Regions from separate parts of the Homo sapiens genome. Here region 2 is linked to region 1. Evidence: read pairs that join two places in POLR2A ChIA-PET (ENCODE). Cell type or tissue: CD4-positive, alpha-beta T cell. All regions are shown on one strand. Links, peaks and the distances in the headings refer to the core of each region. The heading gives the core; the rest is flanking DNA.

What was found. ChIA-PET counts read pairs that join two places held together with the same protein. Peaks named below come from ENCODE experiments on the same cell type or tissue, not always from the same donor. Only the 100,000 strongest peaks of a DNase experiment are listed, where the experiment ranks them.
Region 2: POLR2A ChIA-PET joins it to region 1 with 9 read pairs; 9 of 35 experiments call an interaction of 5 or more read pairs at or near these places.

The regions. Positions count from the first base shown.
Region 1 is chr9:125,193,791-125,196,707 of GRCh38, forward strand. It overlaps the pseudogene RPSAP76. Among named protein-coding and RNA genes, the nearest start is that of RABEPK, 5.3 kb to the right of the region's middle. In CD4-positive, alpha-beta T cell, for the core only: no CTCF peak of the experiment used is centred there; a DNase peak (open chromatin) is centred at 1,471; H3K4me3 peaks cover 1,294 bases; H3K27ac peaks cover 1,153 bases.
Region 2 is chr9:124,964,732-124,967,648 of GRCh38, forward strand. All of the region lies in intron 17 of SCAI (suppressor of cancer cell invasion), which reads right to left. Among named protein-coding and RNA genes, the nearest start is that of GOLGA1, 25 kb to the left of the region's middle. In CD4-positive, alpha-beta T cell, for the core only: no CTCF peak of the experiment used is centred there; a DNase peak (open chromatin) is centred at 1,270; H3K27ac peaks cover 1,544 bases.

The sequences.
Region 1 (2,917 bases), core at 156-2,655:
TGGGTGACAAAGCGAGACTCCATCAAAAAGAAAGAAAGAGAGAAAGAGAGAGAGGGAGGGGAGGGGAGGAAAAAAAGGCAGGACAGGTGCAATGACTCATGCCTGTAATCCCAGCACTTTGGGAGGCTGAGGTGGGCAGATTGCTTGGGCCCAGGAGTTCGAGACCAGCCTGGGAAACATGGCAAAACCCCATCTCTACAAAAAATATAAAAATTAGCCGGGCATGCTGGCATGTGCCTGTAGTCCCAGCTACTCAAGAGGCTGAGGCGGGAGGATTGCTTGAGCCCCAGAGGCGGAGGTTGCAGTGAGCCAAAGTTGTGCCACTGCACTCCAGCCTAGGCAACAGAGTGAGACCCTGTCTCAAAAAAAAAAAAGGAAAAAAAGGTAAAGGGATAATCTGCTCAGAATTTCTTGGAGAAAAAAATTCAAATGGAAGAAGATGCTGTTCTTGTTTAGATATTTTTCTTTTTTTTTTTTTTTAGAAACTGATGTTTATGGCCAGGCACGGTGGCCATAAACACACACACCTGTAATCCCAACACTTTGGGAGGCCAAGGCGGGCGGATGACGAGGTCAGGAGATCGAGACCAACCTGGCCAATGTGACGAAACACCGTCTATACTAAAAATACAAAAATTAGCCTGCCTGTAATCCCAGCTACTCAGGAGGCTGAGGCAGGAGAATTGCTTGAAACAGGGAGTCAGAGGTTTCAGTGAGCCGAGATTGCGCCACTGCCCTCCAGCCTGGCGAAAGAGCGAGACTGTCTCAAACAAAAAAAAAAAAAAAGAAACTGATGCCTATTTTCCATCAACCTTATTTCCAAGTTGCTTAAGAGTCCCTGCAAGAACAATTTAAAACCATTCAGTGGTCTGAACAGTGGGAGCTGCAGACCAGTCTTCCGTGGCAGGCTGAGTGCTCCAGTCTTCAGTAGGGAACTGCTGAATAGGCACAGAGGATACCTGCACCCTTCAGACCAGTCTGCAACCTCAGGCTGAGTAACAGTGAACTCAGGAGCTGGAGCAGTCCATTCACCCTGAAATTCCTCCTTTGTCACAGCCTTTTCAGTAGCAGCTTGCTCTTCTTTTTCAATCTCTTCAGGATCTCTGTAGAAGTAGAGATTAGGCAGGCCGGGCGCAGTATCTCACGCCTGTAATCCCAGCACTTTGGGAGGCCAAGGCGGGCAGATCATGAGGTCAGGAGATTGAGACCATCCTGGCTAACACGGTGAAACCCCGTCTCTACTAAAAATACAAAAAAATTAGCCGGGCATGGTGGCAGGCGCCTGTAGTCCCAGCTACCTGGGAGGCTGAGGCAGGAGAATGGTGTGGACCCAGGAGGCAGAGGTTGCAGTGAGCCGAGATTGCGCCACTGCACTCCAGCCTGGGCGACAGAGCGAGACTGCGTCTCAAATAAAAAAAAAAAAAGAAGTAGAGATCAGGCATGAGCTCCCACAGGTGTTCACAGGAAATGGTGCCACCTTTGTGCAGAACTTCCTGAGCCAGCATCCACCACATCAAACCCACTGAGTGAGCTCCCTTGTTGTTGCATGGGATGGCAATGTCCACATACTGCAGAGGAGAATCTGTATTACACAGAGCAATGGTAGGTAGGTTAACATAAGATGCCTCTGTTTGAGGCTGGTGGTCAGCCCTGGGGTCAGTAACCACAAAAAGCTGTGGCTCCCGGAAGGAGCCTGGATCTGGTTAGTGAAGGTTCCAGGAGTGAAGTGGCCAGCAACTGGAGTGGCTCTGGTGGCAGCAGCAAACTTCAGCACAACCCTCTGGCCAGTATTCCTAGGGGATATAACACTGGCATCAGCAGGGTTTTCAATGGCAACAATGGCATGAGCTGCCAGCAGAAGCTTCTCCCAGGTCCTCTTCAGATTTATGATGTAGATGCCATCACTTTTCCTTTTATAGATGTACTGTTCCATCTAGAAGTCAAGATTGGTGCCACTAAGTGGGTTCCTACTGCAAGGAACTTAAGGACATCCTCCTCCTTCATTTGCAGGACAGCAAGGGCTCTGGACATTGTGAAAGTTTCCCTTTAAGTTATGATGGGAATCCATAACAACCCCATATGGACCCCTCTGTGGGTAGCATAGAAAACTGGCTGTTTTTCTTTCTTTCTTTCTTTCTTTTTTTTTTTTTTTTTTTTGAGACAGGCTGTCGCCTTTTTTTTTTTTTCTGTCACCTAGGCTGGAGTGCAGTGGCACAATCTCGGCTCACTGCAACCTCTGCCTCCTAGGCTCAAGCAGTCCTCCCACCTCAGCCTTCCAAGTAGCTGGGATTACAGGCATGCATCTCCACACCTGGGTAATTTTTGTATTTTTAGTAGAGACGGGGTTTCACCATGTTGGTCAGTCTGGTCTCAAACTCCTGACCTCAGTTGATTGGCCCACCTCGGCCTCCCAAAGTGTTGGGATTACAGGCATGAGCCACTGCGCCCAGCCACAATTCACTCTTAATCTCTGAACCTCAGTAATTGGGAATAAATCCTATTCAAGATACCTTCTCAGAAGTGGGAAGGAAGACAAATAGGGAGATGGATGTGAATGTTCTTCATAAACTGTAAAGTGCTTAAAAGGAAGGTCTCACCGGCATTCATTACTTCCCTTGCTGATGCATCAGTAAAGAGGTCAGTGGTGTGCTGTTCCAGTGAAAATAGGTGGCAGTCCTCACATGACCACACTATCTGACAGGAGGAAGCTCCCTCCTGCAGACCCACCTCATTGAGTGAACATCATTCTTCACATCCACAGCAGAGAGAAAAGAAGAAAGCGTGCGTCAGAGTGTTGGGCAAGCTTTTAGGAGAGGTGTTAGACACTTCCAGTGGTTTGGTATGGAGATGGGGTAACAGAGCTTGATGACTGGAATGCATTCTTAGTCTTCCTTGCAAGAAATAAGAGATCTGGGTT
Region 2 (2,917 bases), core at 241-2,740, 230 kb before region 1:
GTCCCTTACTGGCAAGGTACTTCCTGATTTCAAGGACACAGCATCAACGAAACTAATCTGGAAGAAAGTTCCTGTTGTCCAGACCTTCTTGTTGTACTGGCAGCTGGTGTTTATCTTTTCTGTCAAGGTGCATTAGCAGCTTTATAGATAAAGACTCTCCTGATCATAAACCCAAGTGCATTTGCACAAAATAACAGAGTTGTCTATCCCTTCCTGTTTAAATCCTGGTGTTCACTTCTCTTCCTTACTAATAAATGTCTTTTGTGGCAGGTTTTTTTTTTTTTTCCAGAAAAGGTACTTTCTGGGAACTTGTCTGCTGCCTCTTGGTTGGCAGAAGCTGCTTCTCGTGTTATCTTAACATTTTTAAAGCCAAAGCTCTTTCGAAAATTATCAAACCCTTTCTTGCCAGAATTTAATTCTCTAGCTGTAGATCCTTCACTTTCCTTTTGCTTTGTTATATAATGAGTTTGCTTTTTCTCAAATCATAATATATGTCTTTTTTTTGTGTGTATGTCGGGGGGGAATGGAGTCTTGCTCTGTCGCCCAGGCTGGAGTCCAGTGGTGTGATCTCAGCTCACTGCAACCTCCGCCTTCTGGTTTCAAGCAGTTCTCCTGTCTCAGCCTCCCGAGTAGCTGAGACTACAGGCTCACGCCACGACGCCCAGCTAATTTTTATATTTTTAGTAGAGACGAGGGTTTCACCATATTGGTCAGGCTGGTCTTGAAATCTTGACCTAAGGTGATCCACCCTCTGTGGCCTCCCAAAGTGCTGGGATTACAGGCGTGAGCTACTGTGCCCGGCCTGTAAGTATGTCTTATAGCAACCTTGCACCTACATAAACGCTACATTTTCATTATGAGATAAAAAGGTATTTCACAAAAAGTGTAAGGTTTTCATGCCTGCTAACGTAGCTACAGTGATGGCTTCACAAATTTTCTTTTCTTTTTTTACAACACTCCTTACTGGATTAATTTATCTTGAAATGGCAGGCAACCACAATGGCAAACCTTGATCTATGGTACATATCAAGCAATTCAACTTTTTCTTGTAATGTCATGACTTTTCATTGCTTCTTGGGAGCACTTGAAGCATCACTTCATATGGATCCCATGGTGTTATGCAAGGTTTACTACAGTACTGCACTAAACACAATAAAAAATATGTGAGAACCACTAGAGATCATTTTTTATTACAATACACAATTTACTGGAGAGACAAACTGCTCACGGAAATGACAGGCATTCTAAGCAGTACTTGCAACACTTGAGCTTACTGCCAGAGCAACAGGATGTGGCTACCAAATTATTACAGTAGTACAGTAGGCACTACAGTGATTTTATGCAGTTATGATTTTTTAAAATTATACTTTAAGTTCTAGGGTACATGTGCACACGTGCAGGTTTGTTACATATGTATACATGTGCCATGTTGGTGTGCTGCACCCATTAACTTGTCATTTACATTAGGTATATCTCCTAATGCTATCCCTCCCCCCTCCCCCGACCCCACAACAGGCCCCGGTGTGTGATGTTCCCCTTCCTGTGTCCATGTGCTCTCATTGTTCAATTCCCACCTATGAGTGAGAACATGCGGTGTTTGGTTTTTTGTCCTTCCATAAAAAATGATGAGTTCATGTCCTTTGTAGGGACATGGATGAAGCTGGAAACCATCATTCTCAGCAAACTATCACAAGGACAGTTATGATTTAATATTGCATCATTACTTTTGTTTACACTTCTCTGGACTGTGAATGGTACCATATATGGTCTGTAAGTGTGTGCATAAATTTTAATCATTCATAATAGATTTGTATATATCTTATAGTAGTAAATGATAAAATAGACTAGTGTCTACATATATTTTATGTATTCATGATATACCTTTTTCTTAATTTATTCAATATTTCTTTTTTTGTATGATTTTATTTTTTTTCTCACTGGCACTGACCTACTGCACTTAAACACTTCCATCAGACTCAAAAAATAATTTTATTTCAGGAGAAAGAAAATATTTTACTTAGCTTCTGTTTATACTGTTTCATTATTAAGAGTTTTTTTTTTCTAAGAGATAGGATCTTCCTATGTTGCCCAGGCTGATCTCCAATTCCTGGCTTCAAGCAGTCCTCCTGCCTCAGCCTCCTGAGTAGCTGGGACTATAGGTATATGCCACTTCTCCCAGCTTGACTTTTTTTTTTTTTTTTTACTATAATGGAATGTGTTTTTATTCACCCATTGGAAAAGCCTTTGCTACATATTAATACAAACTTGTCACTAATAAATCCTTCTTTAAGTAAGAAAATAATATAACATGAGCATAACTTTGTGTGAGTTTTAATGTCCTGGAGCCTTGTTGCTTCATGTATAAAGTGCAGGTCAGTAAAAATTAAAATGAGGTAATATGGTATAATAGGCTTAACCCAATAAGTGTACAATAAAGGACGGCTGTAATTTTAACATGAATTCAACTGAAATCCTGATAGGGCAACACCAATAACAATGTTTCCTATATAGCTCACAAATTGTTCTTTGTCATCCCCTCATCTACCCAATGGGAATTAGAGCTAGCCTGTTAGGCTGCTTGACAGGACCACTGAATGCTGGAAATCAACCATATTCTATCCCCTCATTTAACAGATGGGAAAGCAGAGGCTCAGGGAGTTTGGGAAACTTGTCCACAAAGGCACAACTACTTTGTGGCTGAACTACGTCTAGGACCAGGCTCTCTTTATTGACACAAGTATCTCTTTCCTTTTTATGCCCCTTCACGTTTACAAAGCACCTCCTCAGCTCCATGATTTTGTTTATTATGCTACATCACTCAGCTCATGAAAATGGCTTTTTTTTCCTCCTTTCTTGTCATTGGAAGTTTTTTGCATTCTTGTAGCAGCTGATTCCATACTAACCCTTAAAATGAAAA